Linked DNA regions of Homo sapiens: regions 1 and 2 are each linked to region 3. The links are chromatin loops, found by intact Hi-C in ENCODE. Cell type or tissue: heart right ventricle. All regions are shown on one strand. Each heading gives the region's core, and the rest is flanking DNA. Links, peaks and the distances in the headings are about the cores only.

Region 1 (6,063 bases), core at 508-5,507, 82 kb after region 3:
CAGGTGATCTGTCTGCCTCGGCCTCCCAAAGTGCTGGGATTACAGGCGTGAGCCACTGCACCCAGCCAGAATAAACTGATAAAGTCGTATATTACCTTCAGAAACTAATGACTTAATAAATGAAAGACAAAAAAATATTTCAGGACTTTGAAAAGCAGTATTTATCTGTGCACAAAAAAAGATACCCAGGAATGTGTGAGAATTATCACAAAAGGGAGTCTCTTGACCTTGACAGCTTTTCTGAAGAGTTGTTTACATTCTAAGGATTAAAGGTAGTTGAACCACAGATACAGTCTTTTTTGCTTAATTCATTTTCATGATTGACTAAAAGAGGGATCTCCCTCTTTTTATATATGTATTCAGTTGCCTGAGATCATCTCAAGCAATTTTACTTACCTCATCAATATATTCCAACAAGTCCAAAGCTTTCTTGAAATCATATTCATTAGCTCTTCTATTTTCTTCACAGATATATAGCTATGACAAGTTAAAATAAGGTAGAAGATTATACAATCATGTAACTAATACTAGAGACATTTATGGAGAAAAGAAGTCATTATGTCTTGTAAGGAAGTTGTAGTTTGTTTTTTGTTTGTTTGTTTGTTTGTTTTTTTTGAGACAAAGTCTTGCTCTGTCACCCAGGCTGGATTGCAGTGGCACGATCTCAGCTCACTGAAACTTCTGCCTCCCAGGTTCAAGTGATTCTCCTGCCTCAGCCTCCTGAGTAGCTGGGATTACAGGAATCCATCACCACACCTGGCTAATTTTTGTATTTTTAGTAGAGAAGATTTCACCCTGTTGGCCAGGCTGGTCTCAAACTCCTGACTTCAAGTGATCCGCCTGCCTTGGCCATCCAAAGAGCTGGGATTTTAGGCGTGAGCCACTGCACCTGGCCAGTTGTATTTTTATAGTAAAAACAGTCTCATATTTGGAAACTGTATTGCATCCACCTTAAAATAAACTGTCTTTTTAAAAAATGCATATTTTAGGCACGGCACAGTGGCTCATGTCTATAATCCCAGCTCTTTGGGAGGCCGAGGCAGGCAGATTCCTTGAGAACAGGAGTTCGAGACCAGCCTGGGCAACATGGAGAAACCTCGTCTCTACAAAAAGTATAAAAATTAGCTGGGTACAGTGGTGCACACCTGTGGTCCCAGCTACTCCAGAGGCTGAGGTAGGAGGGTCACCTGAGCTTGGGAGGTCAAGGCTGCAGTGAGCTGTGACAGGGCCACTGCACTCCAGCCTGACAGCCCGAGCAATACCAAGATCTTGTCTCTAAAAAAAAATTGAGACCTACAATAAAGTGTACAGTTGATCTATATTCACTTAATAAAAAAACACATCAACATGTTACCAACACTTATCCCTGGTTAGATTACAGCTGACTGCATACTCATTTCTGTATTCTTCAAATTTCCTGTAATTTTTATGGTCAGAAAAATACTTGCCTTATTAAAAATATCAATTTGAATTTTTCCCATCTTCCTTTCCCAAAAACTATAATTTCATTTTTTAAAAATTGTATGTGTAATCCTTTAATAGCAACAATACTCAGACCATTTCAGAAAAAAAGCTATCTGCTTGTGTTCATTGTCTTACAGCACTCAAAAGATAATAGTTTTATTTTGTTGTTCTTGAACATCCTTTTTACTCCACCATCTCTGAAATTGGACTGTGGTATTAAAATTAATAATGCATTAGAGTAAAATCGGCACTACTTTTTTCTTAGTGATACTCAATAGTGAGTTACAATAGAGAGTAACTTCCATTTCCAAATTAAATATATATTCTATCAGGAGAGGCTGTTGTAAATTCAGTTATAACAGGAAATCTGTTACTAATAATGGCTAAAATGCTAATGTATTTTAATTGTTTGCCTTTTCATATAGATAGAACACATTTAAGGTGATCCTACATCACTCTGGCAAAGAGATGCTTCTTCTCTAGACTGCAGTCCGTATTCTGGCTCTGCCCTCGGGGATGTGTTGGGTTGCAGAGGAAAGGGGTAAGGACAGAACTGCTAGACCATGTAAACTGAGTTCCTTAATCCATTTTTTCTTATAGAAGAGCTTGAAAAGTAATTTTGTGGGGGAAATAAAGTTATCTCATGGTACTTATTTGTCCTATACTAGAAAAGCAAAATATAAGTAATTTCTCCTGGTCACCTAGATAAAGCACCTTTAGGTGGAGGTGTATGGGGAGGCAGATGCTGATTAATTTTTCTCTAATTAGCTTTCTGTTCCCAAACAGCTTCAAACAACGTTTTTCTAGGGGAGTTTTCTGGAAGGTAGGCAGTAGAACAATAACTCCTCTTAGGAACTATACTACATGGCCCAACAAACACCAAAAAGGTTTTGAGTTTAAGAAATAGCGTTAAGGATTTGAAAAGCACATACACCAATGAGTTGTGGTGCAGTCAATACTGGCATCGCACTGAGATTTAGCTGTTTCTCCGCCAGCAGCTGTTCAGGTAGGGTCTCCTGATGCAGTAGAAAGCGCTCCTGCTCAGCCATTTCTAGTATTCAAGATGAGAGGGAGGGAAAGAGAATATGATGAAATTTGACTTTTGCTCTCATTTTTGCTGTCATAAAACAAATCTGAATTTTAAAAGAAAAAAATAGCTCCAGAGGTAAACCTATCTTTATTCAATGATCTCAGAATGCTTTTAATTCTTATTCTTGATTGCCGGTTATGTTTACAACATATCCATGGTTTGATCAAAGTCCTAAGAATTATCACAGCAACGAGAAATAGGAGGGAAGAGAACAAGTAAGGAAATACGTTCAATGCTTGAAGAAGTTGGAGAGCAGATAGCTATTTCATGAGGTATAAGCTTCCTAAGTGTGGAGATCTCTCCATCATATTTTATAATTCAGTAAAATTTTTCCCACTAGAATTTATAGTATATAGTTGGCCCTTGAATAACAAGGGGGATGGGCCACTAAGCTCCCGTGCTGTCAAAAATCCCAGCATAACTTTTTAAAGAGATGGGGTCTTGCTATGCTGCCCAGGCTGGTCTCAAACTCTTGGGCTTGAGTGATCCTCCTGTTCTAGCCTCCCAAAGTGTTGGGAGGGTAACTTTCGACTCCCCAAAAGCTTAACTGCTGCTGCCAGCTTCACAAATTTCCATTTTTTAAAAAATAATGGTCATTAAGCTAGACTAATTTATATTGAAATGGGGATAGCCAAAACTGCAGACCTCAGTCTGTGGTGCATATCAAGCAATTCCACTTCTTGTAATGTCACGACTTTCCTAGGCTTCTTGGGAGCATGTCTAGCATCACCTAGTGGCACTTCATATGAGTCTCAAGGTGTTATTTAAGGTTTATGGTATTGCATTAAACACAGGAAAAAATACTCGAGAACTATGAGAAATCACTTCTTACTGCAATAGGAAATTTACTTTTTGCTGCAATAGGCAATTTACTGGGGTGTAGACAAACTTCTCAAACAGAGATGATCAGAATCATTTTAACTGGATCATCACTTTAATTGGGGTTTTAATTGAATACTGTTAACACTTCAGCAAGCGGACACTTGCCCACAATAGCAATAGGAGGTGGCTATGAAATTATTACAGTAAGTACAGTATGTATTAGTTAATTCTGTGATTTAATGCTGCCTATTTACATTGTTTACATTTGCCTCCACTGTGAATGGTGCTATGTGAGGTCTGTGTTTGTGTGTTGATAAATTTTAACTTTTTATAACAGACCTGTGTATGTTCTATGGTAGTAAATGATAAAATAGACTACATATGTTTTATGTATTCATAACCTGTCTTTTTCTTAATTTTTTTTTGGTATATCTAGGCTACACAGTTATACATGGTGTATATCTATGAGTGTTTTCATGTTGTTGAAAATCTCCGAAATATATTGATTGAAAATAATCTGCATGTAAGTGGACCCATGCAGTTCAAGCTCATGTTGTTCAAGGGTCAACTGAGTTTCATTCGCAAATGGAAATGATGTAAAAGCTACCATGAGTCTATCAAGAAAAACAAGACCTGGAAGAATATACAGCACATCTCCTAGGCAGCAAGGGTTATCTCCATTGGATGAGGTAACAGGGGCTTCTGTTTGCCATAAACTCTCCAGGTTGCAGCCCATGACCTGACTCCGCCCCAGGGAATGTGCTGAGTTGCAGGAAAGGGTGAAAACTGCTAGGCAGCCTCATAAACACAGCATTCACAGCAAAACAGTGACCAAAACACAGATACTTTCGCTCAAATACTGGCAGCATTCCCCGTGATCCTGGTTTTGGAAAAATTAAATGGAACACTTTTGTCCATTTCTGTACCTAGAAAATCAGACTGGGAGGAAACCCACAAAACAGTACCAGTGGCTATCTCCGGGGAGGTAGGACTACAGACAACTTATTTTTCCTATTGAATTTTTTCTATAATTTACACATTTTCCATGAGGAATTATTTAACTACCAGAAGAGTTATTTTTAAAAAGTCTATCCCCTCCGATTAGACACATTGTGCTAACAGTCTGTAGAATCACTGAGACCTGCAAATGTTCCCATCGCGTTAAGAAATAAAAGCTAAGAAGTGATCAAATGCAAAGCAGGGAGAAAGAAGAAACAGGAAAGCCTTGGTTAAAATGCTTTGATTAACATGATCTACCTCTGGTGGCCAGGCTAAAATATGGCTTCCCCTCTTAGACTATCAGCCAGTCCTATAGAATATAAACACACTTTTTTTAGAACAGGCGCTACTAGTGCAAAAAATAAAAAGATTGAAGGAAGATTATCCCAAACAGTAAAAAATAATTTTAATAAAAGGGGCTAATACCTATAATTTATTGAGTACTTAATATATGCAAGCCATTTTTCCCAAGACAGTGTCCTCAATCCTTACAACTACCCTTGTTATAGATGAACAAACTGAGGCGAAGGAGCATAAATTAACTATCCAAGGTCACAAAGCTAGTAAGTTCTGGAGAAAATATTGAAATCCCAATTCTTTCTACTATATCCACTCCCTCAAAAGGAAAAAAATGACAGCAGTATAATTTAAACCCAGATCTTAGGCTGGACTCTGTGGATAAGCCACATAACCAGATATCCATATCTGCATATACTTGATCCAAACCACATAGCTGAGATTCCCCGCTCCAATTTTTATTTTGAAAAATTCCAGGCTGGGTGTGGTGGCTCATGTCTATAATCCCAGCACTTTGGAGGCCGAGGTGGGCACACTGCTTGAGCCCAGAAGTTTTGAGACCAGCCTGGGTACACATGGTGAAACCCCATCTCTACAAAAAAATACAAAAATTAGCCGGGCATGGGAGCATGCACCTGTAGTCCCAGCTACTGGGGAGGCTGAAGCAAGAGCATCACCTGAGTCTAGGAGTCCGAGGCTGCAGTGAGCCATGATTGTGCCACTGTGCTCCAGCCTGGGCAACAGAGTGAGACCCTGTCTCAGAGAAAATAAATAAATAAAAATAAAAAACAGAAAAAGTCCAAATCTACAGAAAAAATTTTAAAATGCCAATGTGCACGTTATATCCTCCAGCTAGAGTCATCTGTTGCTAACACTCTGTCCCTTTTGCTTTCTCTATGTATATAGGTAATTTTTTTTCAGCATATGAAGGTTGCAGACATCATGACATTTCATTTCTAAATACTCAGCATGTATCTCCTAAAAACAAGGACATTCAACCACAATACGATTATCAGGCTTATATAATTTAACATCAATACAGTTATATCATCTAATACTAAGTATGTTCAAACTTTCTCCCACTTGTTTCCAAAACATTCACCATAACTGTTACGGTTATTTTGAGGGTGATTCAGGATCAAGAATCTCGCTCTGCATTTGCTTCTGTGTCATGGCTCTTAGGTTCCTTTCATCTAAAACAGCCTGTCTTTTGTCTTTCATGTTGGTAAAGTTTTTGAAGAGTCTAGGGCAACTGTATTATACAATGTCCCACCAGCAGGTTATGTCTGATTGTTCTCTTGTAATTAGAATAAGGGTGAACATTTTGGCAAGAACAGGACACACGTGATGGTAGTACATTGCTTCAGGAGTGGTACACAATGTGGTTTGTT
Region 2 (6,063 bases), core at 521-5,520, 110 kb after region 3:
TTCATCATAGGTACTATAGGAAAAACGTATATATATGATTCAGTACTATATGCAATTTCAGGTATCCACTGGGGGTCTTAAGACATATCCCCCTGTGGGTAAGGGGGAACAACTGTATAAGAATGACTCCTCTGTTGTTGCTTTGAACTGAAGAGATGGTAGTGCTTGTCACTGGAGCAGGGGGTAAGGATGGAAGAATAAGCTTTGGAGAAGATAAGCTCGGTTTTGGATACGTTGAAACTCAAGTGCCTATGAAATATGTACTGCTGCTGGACACTCTCCATTTTCACATAATGGCCCGGGTCATGGTACATCTGTTTCTTCAGCAAATGAAGCCAAGGAGGAGAAAAGATCACCGAGGGAGTAGACAGAGAGGGAATGTGGTCGACAACTGAGAATGTAGACATCCTTTCAGGTGGTTTAGCCATCAACAGGAACAAACAGATAAGGTGGTAACTCAAAGGACGCAAAGTCAAAGACTGGTCTTTTTACAAATGGCAGACTAAATATGATTAATTGCTGATGAGAAGGAGCCAGCACGAGAAAGGTCAAAGGACAGAGGAAAGGGAGAACTGAAAGGATGTAGTCTTAAGTGAAGCAGGAGAGAGTGGCCTTCAAAACAAAGAGCAGTCTCTGATAGGAAGAAGAGTACACTTCCTACTTTATTGGGAGGGAAAGAGGAACAGGATTTGGGATCCAGATACATTCATAGCTAGTAAGCTAGGAGGTACAGGGAGCTCTTATCAAGGGCTTCTGTGATCTCTGTGAAGTAGGAAGTTAAGTCCTCTGCTAAGTCTGAGGGAAGTGGGAGGAGACTGGAAAAGGGCTGTCATGGTCCCTTGGTAGAACAGGAGACACAGCTGACTGGAGAAACGCAGAAAAACTCTTGAAAGCGTGAAAGGCCAGGGTGAAGCTGGTGACCCAGTCACGCTACAGGTTATGAAAATACAAAGGTGACTATGGCAAGATTTAATAAAAAATTACAGAAAAAGTTCCCCAAAACTCTCATGAACAAAAGATTTAGTGTTTTTTGGGCTAAATAAAATGAAAACCAAAATAACATAAAAATCAATTTCAAAGAAATGATGCTATAAAAACAGTAATATTACCTTAGCAAAAGATTAAACAGACAGTCACACTTAAAAGTGTTATCTACCAATTGTGACCCCAGGGGCCATCTGGCAATGTCTGACGATAACTTTGGGCATCACAAGTTGGGGGAAAGGGTGCTAATGGCATCTAGCAGGAAGTGGCTGGTGATGCTGTTAAACAGCTTACAATGCACCGCTGGAGTGCGGTGACGGGATCTCGGCTCACTACAACCTCCGCCACCTGGGTTCAAGCGATTCTCCTGCCTCAGTCTCCTGAGTAGCTGAGATTACAGGCATGTGCCACCACACCCAGCTATTTTTTTTTTTTTTTTTTTTTAAGAAGAGACAAGGTTTCACCATGTTGGTCAGGCTGGTCTCGAAGTCCTGATCTCAAATGATCTGCCTGCCTTGGCCTCCAAAGTACTGGGATTACAGGTGTGAACCATCACACCCGGCCTCAAATGACAATGTTAATGGGGTTGAGAAATCCAGCTTTAAAGGCACCACAATTCTGTTTGTAAGGAGTCTACATCTTTAAGAGAGCTAGCTGACACTCCCCCAGAAATCATCCCTTATTAAGTCCATAGTACTTCACCCATGTTGGGCAGGATGAGTTCAGCACAGCTGTGCTACAGGGCCCATGACACTGTTCCTGAGGGTACTGCTTGCTCAGGACTTAGATCAGGGGTCCCTTCTTGTGCCTAATAATTTTCCCCTGTAAAACATCTTAAGATGACTACACCAGGTTGAATAGTGTCTCCCACAAATTCATATCTACCCAGTGCCTCAAAATGCAACCTTATTTGGAAATAAGGTTTTTGCAGATACAATTTGTTAAATTATGATGAGTCTAAATCCAATGACTGATGTCCTTATAAGAAGGCCACGTGGGCTGGGCATGGTGGCTCACACCTGTAATCCCAGCACTCTGGGAGGCTGTGGTGGGTGGATCTTGAGTCCAGGAGTTTGAGCCCAGCCTGGCCAACATGGTGAAACCTCGTCTCTATTAAAAATTCAAAAAATTAGCCGGGCATGGCAGTGTGCACCTGCTGCTTGGGAGGCTGAGGCAGAAGAATTGCTTGAACCAGGGAGGCAGAGGTTGCAGTGAGCCGAGATCACACCACTGCACTCTGGCCTGGATGACAGAGTGAGACTCTGTCTCAAAAAAAAAAAAAAAGGCCATGTGAATGTGAGGACAGCTACGTGACAATGGAGGCAGAAACTGGAGTGACACATCTACAAACCAAGGATTGCTAGCAGCCACCCGGAGCTGAGAGAGGTGAAGACAGATCCTTTCTCAGAGCTTTCAGAGGGAGGGCCCTGCTCATGCCTCGCTCTCAGACTTCTGGCCTCCAGAACTGTGAGAGAAGACACTTGCGTTGTTTGAAGCTCCTGGCTTGTGGTGATTTGTTATGGCAGCCACAGGAAACAAATCTAATGACTGGTCACTTGCTGCATTATCATTTACATTTTGAGATGCCACAAATGTGACAGAATTTTAATTACAGGATAAACTTGTGAAAGATAAAAACACAGTACTTCAACTGAGATTTTTGAAGACTGAACCATGTAAAAGAACAAGATTAAAAGAATATAATTTTAAACAGAAACAAAAAACTTGCCTAATGGTGCCCCCTTCTGGTGACAAACTAAGCTCAGTAGATCACGAGGTACAGAATGTTAGAACTGTAAAAGCACTTTGGAATCTGTTGTCTCTGTGAGTGAGCCGCTATGCATCAGACACCAGTATGAGTGGGATTATGGAACCATGGGCTCAGAACTGGGGGAAATGAAGGTAGTACACTCAGTATATTCCTTCAAAACAAAGATCTGACGATAAACTAATGATCCTTTAGCCATGCTAACTCCCACCCCACTCAATACTTCGAAAAGGAAGAAACAGAAACACAATGGCAGAAATGTTCAGCATCTGTCCAAAGTTTCCCACAGCTAACAAGGGGCAGAGCAGGGGGGCTGGATCACCATTTTCCTGAGTATTTATTCAAATGTGAATTTGCCATACCTTTTAAGGAAAGTACCAGAATACATGAGCAGAATACATGTCTAAGATAAACTGAAATCTGCATTTGCCTTAAACCCAGAAGAGTATTAGAGCAGCAAGTGTGACCAAGTGAGGACAATCACTCCCCACCCCATACGCGCATCTGCTTAGGCACGCTCTCACTACAGCTGGACTTGCTCTGGCCAACAGGACACTAGCAAACGCCATCCAAGCAAAGACTTAAAGAGTGTGCACTGACACTTGTTCTCTTGCCACTCTAGAACCCTGTGATACATGAATAAGCCCAGGGCAGCCTGCTAGTTGAGGAGACATCACAGGAATAGAGAGCGAGCTGGCCAGCCTATGGCCCAGAAATGTGAGTACGGTAAAGAGCAGCCAGCCCAGCTGCAGACCAAAATGAGTGAGCCTACTCCGAAAAGTAAAACTGCCCCGAGTCCAGCCCCAACAGTCAAACTGCAGAATTGTCAGCTATGTTAAATGAGTCACTAAGGTTTGTGGTGATTTTGCGTAAAGCAAAACTCAACTAATAGGCCAGGTCTAATTCTTTTGCTTTTTTTGAGACAGGGACTTGATCTGTCACTCAGGCTAGAATGCAGTGGTGTGATTATGGCTCACAGTAGACTTGGCCTCCCGGGCTCATATGATCCTCCCAACTCAGCCTCTGAGTAGCTGGGACTAGAGGCGTGCATCACCATGCCCGGCTAATTATTTTTAAAATTTTTCTTTGTAGAGATGAGGTCTATGTTGTCCAGACTGGTCTCGAACTTCCGGGCTCAAGAGATCCTTCTGCCTCAGCCTCCCAAAGTGCTGGAATTACAGGTGTGAGCCACCACACCAGGCCATAATTCTTTAATATTACCAATAAAACTTTGCATGCGGCTGGAAGTGGTGGCTCACGCCTGTAATCCCAGCACTTTAGGAGTCAGCCTAAAATCAGGAGTTTGAGACTAGCCTGGCCAACATGGTGAAACTCCATCTCTACTAAAAATAAAAAAATTAGCTAGGTGTAGTGGTACACGCCTGCAGTCCCAGCTACTTGGGAGGCTGAGGCAGGAGAATCGCTTGAACCCGGGAGGCGGAGTTTGCAGTGAGCCAAGATCGCGCCACTGCACTCTAGCCTGGGCGACGGAGTGTCTCAAAAAAAAAAAAAAAAAAAAAAAAACTTTGTAAGCAACTTATTTGCACCTTAACGTTATACGTAAAAGACCCTTGCAAGATGTCTTCATGATCACCATTTTTAATGGTACATTGTTTTTCATGAAGTGGAGAGAGTATGTTAGAGCCCATGTTTTTTCCCTAACCTAGCTAGCTGGAACCCTCCCATGGCTACTAAGTTCAGAAGAACAGTTTATTAAAGTGCTAAAGCTCAAAAAAACATTCTCCTCTTGATAGCATCATTCCTCCAACTTGCTCCCACCAGTCAATAAGTAGCACATGTCAGTAAAACATATCCTCACACATAAAATAATCCATAATTTAAAAAACATGTTATACCTGCAGTATTGCAGAAAGGCAGCTTTCAGCAACTTGATTTTATCTTCCTGGGCTATAGTTTCATTCTTTGTAGTGGTCTCAAAAATCATACTCTGCAAAATAACAAAGTATAGTTTAGAGGTAAAGGCATCTGAATATTCTTAATTATTGGACTAAAAACTGCACCCATCCTATGATAGCAACTCCGCATATACACGAGCTGTTTGCCGTATTGTCTGTACCAGGGGTGTCCAATCTTTTGGCTTCCTTGGGCCACACTGGAAGAATCGTCTTGGCCCACACATAAAATACACTAACATTAATGATAGCTGATGAGTTAAAAAAAAAAAAATTTATGTTTCAAGCAAGTTTACGAATTTGTGTTGGGCTGCATTCAAAGCCATCCTGGGCCGCATGCAGCCCATGGGTTGTGGGTTGGACAAGCTTGGTCCATACCAATTATTCATATACTTATTGAAACACTATAAATAGCATCAAATGATCAACCAAAGTCATACAGAAAAGGTACAGGTAATTCAGGGATTATGTTGTAAGTAAAATAATTTGGACATTTCATCATAATTAACAGAATCTTTTTATAGGTTTGCTCTTACACGACTCATCACAGTGTATACTACCTAAGCATAATGGTTGATTACAAATTTAAACAACGGTTTAGAAAAATTTTAAAGAAATGGAATACTATAAAATTGCTTCAGAATGTATAACAGTATTATAATAACCATACAATTACAAAATAGATATTAATCCTTTTTTGTAATCGTATTAATTACAAAATACAAGGTATTTTGTACTTTGTATAATTTTGTATAATTACAAAATACAAAATGCAAGGTATTAATCCCTTTTGTGAAAAGAAAAAAAAGTTAAAAATTGTTTCTTTCCTTTAAAACTACACTTAATCACTTTAATTTGAATTACAGAGGTAGTCTATATATTTCATACACTATTCAAATGGAAATTACCCCAAACAGTATTAATTATTTTTAGTCTTCTGTAAAAGAATGATAAAAATCTTATGGATAGGATATTTCAGGTTTCAAGACAACAGAATAAAATTGGTAATTTTTACCTGGCTATTCCTCTCAAAAAATCATCCCAGAATAAAAAGAAACAGAAATACAAGCTCCTTGGAAATATCTGTGATACTAACTACAACAAAGGAAGATAGAAAGCAGAAGGAATGGGAAATGGCCCCGCTGACAGGAGATGAGGCCACCTATGCATGGTGCAGAGGACAGGTCCTGAGGATTTGAGGACAATAGAAAAGGGAAGTTCTGGGATGACAGCTGTGCAGATGGAAGGTTTCTGGAGACTTGACTTTGGGAAAAACTACATTGAGGGGCACTCTACAGAACTCCTGGAGTGTGTAAAAAGATTAAGTCACATATGAAAGGAAAGTGAGAAAATACAAAACGAGGTCATTATACACTCCAAGAGTCACACAAAGTTCTA
Region 3 (6,063 bases), core at 684-5,683:
AGAGATAGGGTTTCACCATGTTGGTCAGGCTGGTCTCGAACCCCTGACCACAGGTAATCCACCCGCCTCGGCCTCCCAAAATGCTGGGATTACAGGCGTGAGCCACTGTGCCCTGACAAATGAGGCTTTTGTAGGGGTTGAGATTCAGGAATTTAGAGGAATTTTAGAAATCTTCTCTTAGCCGGCCGGACATGGTGGCTCACGCCTGTAATCCCAGCACTTTGGGAGGCCAAGGTGGGCGGATCACCTGAGGTCGGGAGTTCGAGACCAGCCTGACCAACATGGAGAGACCCCGTCTCTACTAAAAACACAAAATTAGCCAGGCGTGGTGGCACATGCCTGTAATCCCAGCTACTAGGGAGGCTGAGGCAGGAGAATTGCTTGAACCTGGGAGGCGGAGGTTGCAGTAAGCCGAGATAATGCCATTGCGCTCCAGCCTGGACAACAAGAGCGAAACTCTGTCTAAAAAAAGAAATCTTCTCTTAGCCAAACTGAAAGTGACAGGTGATCATTGGTTTACCCCATATTAGTGTACTTGACACTTGACAAGTTGTCTTAGTCAGTTTGCGTTGTTATAAAGAAAGACCTGAGACTGGGTAATTTATAAAGAAAAGAGGTTTATTTTATTTGGCTCACAGTTCTGCTTGCTGTACAATAAGCATGGTGCCAGGATCTGCTTCTGGGGAGGGCTTCAGGCTGCTGCTATTCGTGGTGAGAGGTAAAGGGAAACAGTGGTCATAAGGTGAGAGAAGGGGAGCAAGAGATAGAGAAGGGAGGTGCCAGGCTCTTTTTAACAATTTGCTCTCAGGGAAACTCTCGTGGGAACTGGTAGAAGGAAAGTTCACTCATTACTGTGAGGAGAGATGCACCAACATGATCATGAATACCTCCCACCAGGCCCCACCTCCAACACTGGGATTAAATTTCAACCTGAGCCTTGGCAAGGCCACACAAACCATATTCAAACCATAGCACAAGTAGCCCTCTCTAGTTTCGGAAATAGAGAGTAAAGTTTTCTTGGTTTACTTAAGTGTCACCTCACCCACTGATGGGGTTTCATCTTGTGGAATTCAGAACAGCATTGCTCAATCTGCTTCCTTTGATAGCCTCAGAGCCTTTCAGCTGTTGGAGACAGCCATATCCTATCAGTAAGTCATTCAATCCTAACATGAGAAGGGTCCTAACAGACCATCAAGTCAAACCCTTTGCATTAGCGATGAGGAAATGGAACCTCAGAAACCAAATCCATGCCCCTGAGCCCTGGCCAAGCTCACTCCTCACCTCCCCAGCCTCATCTTTGCTTCTTTACAAATGGCTTCTCCTTGGTGGGAATATGGGCATTTTCTTCTATACCGCTTCTTTATTTTTTCCTGATTTTTATAATATGCATTTTGTTGGTTTTCTTAAAGTAAAAAACTAAAAACATACATATGTTTTAAACATTAAAAAGTTTCTGGCTTGGCGTGGTAGCTCATGCCTGTAATCTCAGCACTCCAAGAGGCCAAGGCAGGAGGATCACTTGAGCCCAGGAGTTTGAGACCAGCCTGGGCAACACGGCAAAACCTCATCTCTACCAAAAATATTTTAAAAGTTTACTAGGCATGGTGGTGCACCCCTGTAGTCCCAACTACTCAGGAGGCTGAGGTGTAAGGATCCCTTGAGCCCAGGAGGTCAAGGCTGCAGTGAGACGTGATGGCACCACTGCACTCCAGCCTGGGTGACAGAGTGAAAACCTGTCTCAAAAAAAAAAAAGTTTCTTTAATTTTGACTCCCCAGTTCTTTTTCACGTGAATTGCCACGATGTTTCCCCCATGGTTAAAAATCTGAATCCAAACTTGACATTTCTCTGGGCTGGCTTTTGACTTATTGGTCTGAGCCCATCATTCCAGGCCTGTCAAGCTTCTAAATTGAATTGGGTCATTGACATACTAGCTTTCCCTATAAGTTTTTTATTATTTACAGATTTGGCAGCAAGATTAATATTTCTGAACATTGACATTCAAGAATAGACTAACTACTTCATTCTCCAGGATAATACTGGTCCAGTTTTTTTTTCTTGTATTATATAATTATATATATATAATTATACTTGCCCCCATGCAAATTTAGTGAGAAATAAAAATACAGCAAATCTTCAAAAAGGAATGTGGAAATGACATATGGGGTAGACATATTTAAATCTTGAGAACTCTAGGATTCTAACCACATTGCAGTATTTTTGAAAGTCCCAAGGTGGTTTTCTCCTTTTAAATTTACATTGTGAATAGATGTTCTGTGGTTGGAAGGGAATGTAGTGATTAAAATTTAACCTACCCCAAACTAAAATCTCTTATGCAACCACATCAAGAGATCCTTAAATATGACCCATGTTCTTGCCTTCAAGGGTTTTCTCCTCTCTTATTTTATTTTTTATTTTTAAAATTGATATATCATAGATGTATATATTTTGGGGATACATGTAATATTTTGATACATGTGTACAATGTGTAATGAGCAAATCAGAGTAATTGGGACAGTGCAGGTTATTTACTGTAGTTGTTCTTTTACCTATCCAATTGTGCTACCACCCAGACCATAGTTCTTTATTTTATACATGGGATTTTATGTCAAATGCTGTATAAAATGTTAAAATATGCTTTCTATGGGATTATTCCGAGGTATGAACCAAGTACCACCCTCTAAACAAGGAACAGTGTGAGTTTGGCATGACCTGCTCTTCTGAACTAGCACAGATTCCTGGCAATCTCTGTATTTCTTCCTAATGTTCATAAATCATATGCTCAGCAATCAACCCCAGGAGTTTTCAGGAAGCTATGTCAAGCAACCCGACAGTTTCTTATGATCTACTCTATTTTCCTTTTCAAAAAAATAAAGAGATGCCTACACGATTCTAATCTTTTTGGTACTTCTACCATTCCCTGTGATGCATTAAAAATCATTAAAAAAAAAGTTTCAAATTATATCCAGGAGCACGGAGCACCATCGGAAAGCCCAGTTCTAGATCATCTGGGCTTGGAGTCTGCAGCTTGGTTAAAATATCTCACTCTGCCCTGCACTCTGCTGTTACCTCAGAGGACAGCTCAGGATGCTGGGGCTGTGGGAAACTCCGGTCTCCATCGTAACTCATGAAAACTTCTCTGGGGGTATGAATTGACACAGAATATTGAGTGCCAGTGAGTTCTCCACGCCCGGTGCAAGTTACAGCTGCAGACATTTTCAAACCAACCAGCTGGGGTCCTCAGGGACTGAACTTCCCCATGGGGCTCCCTCAAGGGCTCAGATGGCATTCCCTGGGCAGCAGGCCAGGGCAGATTAGAGGGTAAATGATACCATGTCCTCCCCCTAAACATCCAGTTCTGGGTGATGCACTTGCCGAGCCCAGCATCATCGTGTGCCGCATTTATAAATAGCTCCCCACTTCTCTGCAGTGGCTTAGGAGCCTTCCTGCACACACACAAAAAAGGGCACTCACTGGATAAGAAAGGAGAGAAATTTTACAGTTCTTTTTCGGCAGGCAGTTTGCATGAAATGAAAGTAGCAAACCAAGCCCTTTACAGAATCAAGGATTTTCAGATTAATTTCCTTTGGGATTCGGATTTGGGGTTTTATGACAACAACGGATTATTCAGCATGTGATGGAAAAATTCCTTAGAGGTTGGGGAACTAAGTTTGAGGGGGAGATGTAAAGAATTGAGATGCAAAATAGAATATTAATATATGACTTAGTTCCTAAAGACACTGATGACCTAATTTGTTTGAGAAGCTGGAAACCCTTTCTAAGCTTTCTTTCTTTTTTCTTTTTCTTTTCTTTTTTTGGATACGGAGTCTCATTCTGTCACCCAGGCTGGAGTGCAGTGGTGCGATCTGGGCTCACTGCAACCTCCACCTCCTGGGTTCAAGCGAGTCTCCTGCCTCAGCCTCCCAAGTAGCCGGAAGTACAGGTATGTGCCACCACACCTGGCTAATTTTTGTATTTTTTTTTTTTTTTAGTAAAGATGGGGTTTTGCCATGTTGGCCAGGCTGGTCTCGAACACCTGACCTCAAGTGATCCACCCACCTTGACCTCCCAAAGTGCTGGGATTACAGGCATGAGCCACTGTGTCTGGCCCCTTTCTAAGCTTTCTGATTTGCCATTACATTCAGCCCAGTCCTCTCACAACACCTCAGTGGAGAACTCAACAGCATCTTCTCACAACTACTGACGGAGGACTAGATCCAGCTTGTCCTGAGAAATAGGAATGGAATCTACTTGGAGAGTGCCCGGCAGAAGTGATTCAGAGAGCAAACATCCTTACCTGGTGGTATTCCACCTAAACCCGGGCAGACGGTGTCCATCCACAGCTTGTAGAACACCAAGGGCTGTGGTTTGAAACACAACACATGTCACCTGACAACCGAAATGAGGGACTGAGGCGTAGGTTTATTCAGCCACTTTAGGGAACATCTGGAAAAACACAAGCCACAGACACATCTGTGGCTGTTTTTCCAAAGAGGCTTTCAGGAAGTTTTGTATTTATACATTTACTTAAAGGAGGGTAGGGGCAGGCGTGTAGGAAGAGGGGCAGACAAGTGGGAATAGTTTTATAGTTAGGTTGGTGCAAAATTACACGTAATGGCAAAAACCACAATTAGTTTGCCCCAACTTAATATATTCTTGTGAGACTTTAGTTAGTGCCTAGTAAATCTACATTTTTACATAAGAGAAAAAAGAGAGTAAAGGAAGAGTCAATTGTGCATGGAAGGTGGAGGAAGGGAAGGTGGAGGAAGGACTCTTGACTTTGTTCTGCACCTGGGAAGTTAAGCATGTAATCCACATTCTCAGTATGGAAGGAACAGACTCATTTTAGGAGCTAGACTTGGCTTGTAGGCCTCAAGTTACAACTGGCATGTCCTCTTTTATGGGAGGCCAGGAAATAACTCCTTTATGAATGATCTGTAGAGGTGGAGCCCTTCTGGTCCTTCACAGATGCCTAAGGCCTTCCCTTTACCTTTCCATGGGGACTGATGCCTAATGTCAGTAACTGCTGTTCATTTGGAAGAGGATGTTGCAATGACTTGGCCTCAGGGCTTAATCTTCACTTTTGCCTAAGTTTGGGAGGTCCTGAGATCTTCTTTTTTCCTTTACACAACCAAATTGCAGAGCTAAGGCATCCAAGATGCTGACCCATCTACTTAGCACTCTGCATGATCAGGAGTGTGAGCTCAGGGCAATGCTGCTCTAAGGATTGATTTTCTCCTGCAGGACACCACCACACTGATGCCCTTATCAATACTTAACTGCTTACCACATCCCAGACGCATTGTATTCCTAGGCCACTGAGCAGTGTTCTCTGCCCAGGGAGCATGCACACCAGAGCTCAGGGCTTGAGGGCCAAGGCTCAGCAGCAAGAGGGTAGCGGAGCCAGGGTTCAGTTTGTGCTGCCCACCTGCAGGTCCACAAGAAGTGAGGGTGCAGCTGGGTCAGAGCAAGGTGGGGAGCCTGATAGAAGCCCCCAGGAAGGATGAGGCCACCCAGGGTTCTGTGATCCCTTGTCCCTCTCCCTGTCTGAGGAGTGCTGTGGGGTGGGGTTGGGGTAAGCCCAGGCTTACAGGAAGAGTAGTAAGTATACTGACACAGTCTGGGCTTCAGGTCCCCACAGAACAGTACAAAACCAAGGAGTCACCTCCCTCTTGGGAGGAAGAGTGTTGATTTCTAAAGAAGAGGCTGGAAATTCTCTCCTGCCTACAGTGGGACAACTGGATAATACACAGCAGAACCTCCTGCCAGAGAGACAGGGATCCACCACCTGGTGTCCACGGGGATCCCAGCTGCATGTGTGAGCCGGCTTGGTCTCTCAGGCTGACCCCGACCCCATCCACTTCCTCCCGCTCTGCCCCAGCTACACTTTAAATCATGATTATCACCTACCTATGTAAGGATCTTGGTTTCCAAACTCACCTCAGGAATCCATGAAAATACCTTCCCTGTGTCTGCCCCTCACCCTCAACTCCAACCCTAAGAGTTGGACTGTGAGCCGGGCGTGGTGGGCATGAGCTGGTAGTTTCAGCTACTCAGGAGGCTGA

What was found. Peaks named below come from ENCODE experiments on the same cell type or tissue, not always from the same donor. Only the 100,000 strongest peaks of a DNase experiment are listed, where the experiment ranks them.
Region 1: a loop joins it to region 3, with 2.9 times the contacts of the local background. A loop is called at or near these places in 8 of 110 quality-filtered maps.
Region 2: it touches region 3 in a loop (4-fold over the local background); 8 of 110 quality-filtered maps call a loop at or near these places.

The regions. Positions count from the first base shown.
Region 1 is chr1:229,450,129-229,456,191 of GRCh38, forward strand. NUP133 (nucleoporin 133) reads right to left here. Exons shown (of 26, transcript NM_018230.3): 22 at 2,397-2,515; 23 at 397-477. Among named protein-coding and RNA genes, the nearest start is that of ACTA1, 19 kb to the left of the region's middle. In heart right ventricle, for the core only: a CTCF peak has its summit at 3,305 (motif pointing left); no DNase peak of the experiment used is centred there.
Region 2 is chr1:229,479,446-229,485,508 of GRCh38, forward strand. It overlaps NUP133 (nucleoporin 133), which reads right to left. Exons shown (of 26, transcript NM_018230.3): 12 at 4,609-4,700. Among named protein-coding and RNA genes, the nearest start is that of NUP133, 26 kb to the right of the region's middle. RefSeq lists an enhancer at 360-409. In heart right ventricle, for the core only: CTCF peaks have their summits at 2,714 (motif pointing left) and 2,920; no DNase peak of the experiment used is centred there; H3K27ac peaks cover 1,119 bases.
Region 3 is chr1:229,367,561-229,373,623 of GRCh38, forward strand. No RefSeq gene overlaps it. Among named protein-coding and RNA genes, the nearest start is that of CCSAP, 28 kb to the left of the region's middle. RefSeq lists a silencer at 2,108-2,308. In heart right ventricle, for the core only: a CTCF peak has its summit at 3,233; a DNase peak (open chromatin) is centred at 3,301; H3K27ac peaks cover 681 bases.